Linked DNA regions of Homo sapiens: region 2 is linked to region 1. Evidence: read pairs that join two places in POLR2A ChIA-PET (ENCODE). Cell type or tissue: endothelial cell of umbilical vein. All regions are shown on one strand.

The links. Peaks named below come from ENCODE experiments on the same cell type or tissue, not always from the same donor. Only the 100,000 strongest peaks of a DNase experiment are listed, where the experiment ranks them.
Region 2: POLR2A ChIA-PET joins it to region 1 with 7 read pairs; 3 of 35 experiments call an interaction of 5 or more read pairs at or near these places.

The regions. Positions count from the first base shown.
Region 1 is chr2:172,917,271-172,921,270 of GRCh38, forward strand. RAPGEF4 (Rap guanine nucleotide exchange factor 4) reads left to right here. Exons shown (of 31, transcript NM_007023.4): 5 at 532-604. Among named protein-coding and RNA genes, the nearest start is that of MAP3K20, 160 kb to the right of the region's middle. In endothelial cell of umbilical vein, no CTCF peak of the experiment used is centred here; no DNase peak of the experiment used is centred here.
Region 2 is chr2:172,860,041-172,864,040 of GRCh38, forward strand. All of the region lies in intron 4 of RAPGEF4 (Rap guanine nucleotide exchange factor 4), which reads left to right. Among named protein-coding and RNA genes, the nearest start is that of RAPGEF4-AS1, 130 kb to the left of the region's middle. In endothelial cell of umbilical vein, no CTCF peak of the experiment used is centred here; DNase peaks (open chromatin) are centred at 191 and 2,231; H3K27ac peaks cover 458 bases.

The DNA of each region.
Region 1 (4,000 bases):
AGGTCACATAAACAGGCAGGTGTACGATGTAAAAGGAAGTAGGTAAATGGAAGCGAATCAGCTTCTTTCAAAAAAGACATTTTTCTCAAGATGCGTTTCTTTTTGCTTTGAAAGAAGCTGATTCAGTGCCATTCACCTATTAAGTAGGCAGCACATTTATTTGTATCTGCATCTATAAAGCTCGAGTGCCTTTTCCCTCTACAAAAAGCTGAGCTTGTGTTTGTGGGGTTGGGGAGGGGTGCAGGGGGTGCTAAATATCCCACACAATTCAGGCAGCCACAGATATATAAATGAACTGGCGGAGATAGAACCCCTGCCCCCGGGCACATTCAGTCTTATTCAGGAAGACCTGTTTAGAACACAACATCTTTATTTCAGACCAGAGACCCCGGAGAACACGTTTCATGGCTCTATAAATACAAGGCTCAGATGCTTCCTGACACCCAGCATTTCTGCTTTTTAACATGTAAATAAATGAATGCTCAAAGCAAGTAAATATCTGTGTGTTGAGTTTACAATCTTGTCTTTCAGAAATATCGACAGTATATGGCAGGACTTCTGGCTCCTCCTTATGGTGTTATGGAAACGGGCTCTAACAATGACAGTAAGTGGAAAATGTGAACATTTTGTATCTAAAAATTTGTCGTGTGGTATGTGTTTTCATGTGACAAAAAATATGTCCTACACCAGCTTGTCAGAGTAAGTCTCCAGACTCTTTTGTGGATAAACAAACCTGCCAGCTCACACTGGAGATATTTTTAAAGAAATGGTTAATATAGTATTAGTCTGTGGTCTTAGCTGATAGAGAGAGGTATGCTCTGGTGCCAGCTGGAACTTTGGCATGCATAGAATACTTTCCCAAAATATCTTCATCTTATAGTGAAATCCAGTGTTCTTTCTGTGCCCTTTTAAAGAAGGGATGCACGAACTGTATTTGTTTCAGTCCCATCTGGATACCTGAGAGCCCCACCTCTTGCTTTTTTTTTTTTTTTTTTTTTTACTCTATTGATGAAGAGGAGAAGTGGGGTGAGTCATTTATTTAATCTTCTAAATCATGGCCTCTTCCAATTCCAGGCCTTTGTGAACTTTAGATGCTCTTACCACACACACACACACACACACACACACACACACACACACAAAGTGACTATGGAAGGTGACAGATAGGTTAATTTGCTTAACTGGAGTAGTCATTTCACTAGGTATATGTATATCAAAACAATGTGTTGTACATATTAAATATTTTTAATTTAAAACATCCAGGCCTTTTATGAGAGACCAGTCTCTGGCTGGTCAGCAAAGAAACGAAGTTTTTCTCTGTGGTATTCTTCTCTAGTGGGTCCCCACTAAACTCAAAGAAACCCGTATGTCCCCTGAGTCTTTTGATCTGTTCATGCATGTCGGAAACATGGTTAGCGTTCGTTACCATTGCATCTGTGAGTCTCCTTATGAAGCTCTTGTGTGTACACATATAACAAGATTCCAGGTCCTGGAGTCTTTGGAGCTATAGTGCTTCAGCCAGCAGACCCAGTGATGCAGCAGGTAGTCCCTGCATCTTCAGAGCCACAGCCAGCCACCCTTCAGATCCTCTTCCTGGATCCTAGAATTCCCACCCTCCCTCGCTGACCAGTCACTCACTGCAAGAGATCTCTCTCCCTGCTTGACCGCAATCCTGAGTGAACATCCTCATTTTCCTCCCCGCATTTCACTATTTCTATGCAGCCTCTGCCCTGTCTCCCCATTTGCCTTCTGCTTTCCTGCAGAGGAGGAGGGTGGGAGGGACAGGTTCATCCTTCCTTTCCTCTCTTGTTCTTGCTTTCTTTCTCTCCTGGCTGAGCCAGGGATGGCTGGCTAATTAAAGCACCTGAGTTGCAATCCCAGCAATGCTGTCTTCTAGCTGACATCTGGCAAGGCACGTAGTCTCTCTGTGCCTTGGTTTCCTCAGAGGGTTGTTGTGAAGATCAAGTGAATCAAAGTATGTTGTTTCAAAGGGTGCCAGGCATGTAAAAAGCTCCCAAATGGCATAGGCTATTTCCTCACCTCCAGTCACTCTTCGACCCCTCAAAGTCTGGATTTTGCCCCATACTTCTTGAATAAACCACTCTAAAGTTACCAGTGACCAACCAATAACCAGACCTGATCATTCCCGTTGCCCACGTCCAGACTCCATTCCGCCTTGGCTCCCGGGGCACCACTGTGTTATCCTGGCTTCCTCCTCTCTCTCTGGCCACTCACATTTTGGTCTCTTCCATAGGTACTTCTTCCCCCGCTTATGGAAGAGTTTAGCCATGGCTTCTTTTCTCTTTCCTTCTCCATACTCACTCTCCCCTCTTCCATGGCATCCTTTCCTGCAACTGATACAAACACTTCCCAAACCAACACCTCTGTTTGATCCTTCCAGGGGCAGCCTAAGTTTCCAGGTGACCTCAGGTTCTTTTTCTACCTGGTTGTCCTGCTGGCCTCTCAAGCTCAAAATGTTGATAAGGGAACACATTCTGATTCCCGCAAAACCAGCCCCTCCTCTGGAGAGGCCGGTTTCTGACAATTCCATTGTTCTCCTCTTGTGCTGGGCTCCAAACCTCAGCCATTTTGGACTCCTCCTTTCTCTCGCCATCACCCCTGCTTGCCCGGGCCCAGCGCCCTTCCTTTGCATGTTCACAGTCTTCCTTTCAGTTCCCTCTGCAGCCACCTGGCCTTGGGCCTCATCTCTTTGGATTTTAGGGCAGAGATGAGTCAACTGGCTGTGAACCTTCACTATCTCACCCTTGGTCTAGTCTAGGCCTGATTTCCCCAAGACATTTTTTACTTTTTATTATGAAAAATTTCAAACATACAGAAAGTGGAGAGAATGATACAGTTAACACCCTTATTTTCATCACTTTCATTTAACTGATGTCAATAGTTTAATACTTCAATATATTTCTTAGTAGTAAATTAATATGCATTTTAATATTATTTTTGACATTTTTTTTCTTCTAATCACAATCACATATACACGTCACTCCAAATATGTCACCAGGCATTTTTGAAAATAAGGACTTTTTCATGTGTAACCAGAGCACCACAATCACACCTAATAGCTGGCATGATTTTCCTTAGTAACATCCGCCACCCAATCCATATTCAAATGTTCCCAACCGAATGTCTTTATTGCTGATTGCTCAAACTGGACTTCAGTCAAGGGCCATGCTATGGTCATCTGGTGTTATGTCTTAAACGTCTTTTAATGTTAGACAGTCTCCTTCCCTCCTTTCTCCTGATCATATCACTCTGCTGCTTGAAACCTTTCAATGATCATCCATTGCCTGCCATGGAAGGTGAAATTCCAAGACTATTAATGTCTTAGCCCAACTGTCAAGTTCCTGTGTGGCCTCAAATCACCTTTTCAGTGTCATTTCTCTACAGATACCCTAATTTCCAGCTACTCATATATGGTGATTTGTGCAACTGTGTATTTATCTTATTGAACCTGCTAGAAAGTAAGCTTCTGTTATATCCCATAACCTCATACAATCAACCCTAGTTCTTTCAGATGGATGATGGATGGGTGGATGGATGAATGGATGATTTGGGATGAGCTTCAGAGTGCTGACCTGAGGCCATCCTTCCTCTTTCTGACAGACCTGGGAAGTGATAGCGAGCCTGTTAATACTCTCTGTTTCAGAGAATAGCTCTTCTCTGCCTCTTTTCTGACTGCGTTTTTATGTCTTGTGTGGTCCCAGGTGTGGATCAAAGCTTCAATTAGGGAATGTTTCCAAAGTCTCTTTCATCCTCACCCCTCCTGCATTCTGTACTACTGCCTACTAGGATGAGCACTCAGGTTTTTTGCTTTTTTGTTTTTGTCTTTGTTTTGTTTTTTTTTTAGTCAGGGTCTCACTCTGTCACCCAGGCTGGAGTGCAGTGACATGATCATTGCTCACTATAGCCTTAACCAAACCTGGTTCAGGCGGTCCTCCCAAGTAGCTACAGGCATGCACCACCATGCCCAGCTAGTTTTTTG
Region 2 (4,000 bases), 57 kb before region 1:
TTAGATTACCAATGATAAAGCCGGGGCTACGGCTAAAGAAAGGTAGGATGCATACGCAGAAACATTAGTGCTAATATGCTGCAGAAAAGCCAAGATAAATCAGTCCAGCTCTCATACATCACTAAGGGAGAAGCTGATTGCAACTTGACCATGTTGCCTGAGTAGTCCCATCAGTGAGAAGAGGAGAACATGGATTTAAAAAAAACTAGAATGTACCCCTAGGGCTCCTGCCGTGGTGGACCTGGGAGAAGTGTCTGGTGTAAGTTTCAGCTTGTTTTATCCATGTATTTAGCAGTGTGTTCACATATACAGGGAGCTTGTTTCTCTTCTCTGTGTTTTCATGGAAGCCTCAAGCATGTTTATTTACAGAAGTAGACTTCATTTTGTGTAAATGTAATATCAACCTAATAAAGTTCTTAACAGAGAACAGTTTAACCCAGTGTTTATCCAGGAGAGAAATGTAAAAAAAAGTAATGGTTGTCATAACTGTCTGCAGGAAGCCTGTGCGTGAGTTTTGTTTATTTGGGTTTTTTTTTTTTTTTTGGTTTTGTTTTACGGGGAAGTGAAGGGTTAGAGGAGTAGATCTGAAATGAAAAACTCAGTTATTTGGCAATTGTTTTTTTAAAAAATGTATTTGTCACCCAGCATTTCACTCCTCCTGTGGTCTTTTGTTTTGAAAAACTATGTTTAAATATGTAAAGCCAGCCTGCTAGAAACGCATTATATTTTATGACTGGGATGTTTGTATTGTTTCATATCTGTTATTAGACAAAATAATCATAAAGGGTGTTTTCTATGGACCTTTTTATATTCCAAAATTAAGTACAGATGGTAATTTTCAGCAGTTTTAAAAATTTGTCAATTATTTAATTTAGCATCACTTAAGCATCTGCACAAGGAGAAAGCTGAGATGGTACAGAAACTGAATGAGCATTGATTGCTAGTCTGAATTGCATCTTTAAAGTTTTTGCCTCAAATCTCTGATTTCACAGTTTATTTTTACCAAATTAGATTATCATATTTCATTATCGAGACTATGAATGGGTGGAACTCTCTGAGATATCCTACATTTCCCGTTAGAACAGGGCTTAAAGCGCCTGCTGATTGTTGCTCTGAGGGAAATTCTCATGCCGGCTCACCGAGAAGATTGCTTAAATAATGCATGGGCAAGAGCGAAGCAAGATGGAATTTATGGCCCAGACAGTGTGATCAGGCTTTTGTTCAGAGGAGACACTACTTAAGTGTGAGCATACAGCATACACTGAGGCTCAGGGGAAGGGTGTAACTGAATGAAATTAGTGACCACATGATGCTGTCCACATGTTATTTCAAAACAAGCCTTAAAACAGTCCATTGATCCTATAGTGTGGTTAGAGGGAGGGAAAAGGGGGTATCTTGAAGTGCCAGTTGCAAATAGAATCCCCTGACTGAAAATTCCATGGGGCAGACACAGGAAGTGAATGCTATACCAGGAAGATGGTGTCCCTGGCGAGCCTAGGTGTTTGACTGATGAAATGTAGTATGGCAGTCTTGTTAGGAAAGAATAAACCTTGACCAAACTGCAGGGTTCTATACACTATGTCTTCCATCTTGTCCTAATTAGAGGAATATGTCTGCTGAATCTTAATCTGTTTAATTGTTGATAGAGCAGGCATGTGATTTTCTATAAATACACATGAGCATTCATTTCTGAAATAATGGCTGTTGCCAAATATATTAGACCGACAGGAGTGCTGGACTAGGGAAGCTGTGCTGAATAGTTGAGTTTTGGAGGTAATGGACCAGTTGAGAATCACTGCACAGCTGGGCCAGCAGCTGCACCCAGTGCTCTGTCAAGTTTGGCCTCTAATTTCCTTGAACTTGTCCTTGTTTGCCAAAATGATGCACGTAGCAAGAACTTGCTTTAAATGAGCCCACTGCCAGCAAAAAAGACCCTTTTCAAAGAGTCTTTGTCGAAGTGTGTTGTCAACAGCGGCAATGGCCAAATGAGGTATTGATTAGGCGATGGGAAGTTTGAATAATCACAAAAATAAAAACCAAAGACAAAGTGGTAGAATGAGGTAAGCTGGCAGGAGATCAGAGTACATTAAAAGGCAGCATTCGGTCATCACTGTCCTAACTAAAGGACATATGGAAAAATCCCATAATAATATCCAGCAATAATTATCTTGTAGTTAGGAAAAAATAAATTGGCCCCTGCAGTTTGGAAGGCAGCCCAGTAATCTCAGTGCCTTTTTTCTTAACAGTGTATTGTTCTGATATTCTTTGGGACCGGGTCAGAAGGAAGTGTCAGAGAGAGCATTTTATATTAAGAAGCATCCTATGACTAAATAGTACAATTAGTGGCAAGCTGAGCAGAGACAGCAGCAAGGGCTCACCTTCCATTCTCTGGTCCCAACTTCAGCAAGTGTTTATTTAGCATTTGCTGTGTATCTAGCATGTTCTAGATACATGCTGTAACCAACTAGATTAAAAACTCTTTGAGAGCAGACACTTGGATTTATACGTTTCTCTTATAAATCCCATCTCTTGAAAACTATTGCCCTTGATATGATAACGGCAAGTCTGTCTAGTTCCTTGACTTTAAAGGTATTAAATATTAAATCCTTGTTATGGAGATGCTTAATTTTTCTGTTGCAACACAGATCACCCTCCCTCTTCAGATTTGAGGGCTAGTGACTTGAACACTTGCAAGTTAGGTGGTTTGGGACAAAATACCTAATCTCTTGGGAGAGGAAGTTTCCTCCTTTGTGAAATGAAGAAAGTAACATTCATCATACAGGAATTAAGAGAAGAGATGTACCTGGGTGTTAGGAGGTGCTCTCCTGCCCTCACAGGATATAGTAGTATCATTTACCCCGTGGACTGAGTGTGCAGTGGAGCACAGGGGAGGTGGGGGACTGAGTAGGATGGCAGGAAAGCTGGCTAGAAGGGTGGAACAGTACCTTTGATAAGAATATGACCTGAGACAGGATGGTGCCTGTGGGAATGAGGGGGAAAAGATGAATCTGAAATATATTTCAAAAGGGAACATGACAGAATATGGCAGCAGATTGTATTAAAATAGGGTGACAAAGAAGAAAGAATCATAGTGAGGAGTGAAAAAATGATGGGTTTATGATTATGGCAAAGTCTAATGTGTGTGTGTGTTCTCTAAAAATCAAAAAGCTAGAACAATACAGTATTTCAGGGACTTATAAACTAAGAAAAGTAAGAGAGAAGAGGAAATTGGAGTGCTCTAGTTAACTTATGTAAAGGGAAAGGGAAAAATCAATGATAAACCAATAATATAGAGCTATTGCTGACAATAGAATGAGAATTCAAAGGAATTGCTTAAAATGGCAAATCTATGTTTGGAGTTTTTCCCAGACAAGACCCACAATCATCAAATAATAAGGCTCTTCTGCAATCTTGGAACTTATTTAAGTTTTCCTGAGTTAAAAAATGCCACTGAGGGGATACAAATAGTGTCAGGGTTGGGAAGAAAAAAGAGCACGAGGAATGGAAATTCTCAAAATAGCTCGGTTTTAAAGAGGAAATGGGAGCCAAAAGATGGCTAGTTGACCTTTCAGAACATAACCATTCATTATGATTTGTCAGAAAGTTTGGCAACTGTTATTCCCTAAATAACTTATTGTGATTTTTAAGGAAATTCAAGCAAGAATCAAAATTATACCAAACCCCCAACTGGCAAAAAGGTTGTTTTCCACAAGTTCATTTGCAAGCCCTTTATAGGAGCGATGTTGTAAACATATTTAGGCTCCTTTTCAAAAGTCTACCCAACCCACCCTCGGGTCAAAGTCATGTACAATTGCAATAAAAATTAATAGCAAAACCACTTTTCATGTTAATAATTAAAGCATATATAAGCAATATTAAGCAATGACTATATAAGCAGTAAGCAATAATTAAAGCATAATAGAAGCAATAATCACCAGGATAGAAAATATTTTGAATGCTAGTGTTCAGGGTTAACTACAAGATGATATGTATGGGTTGT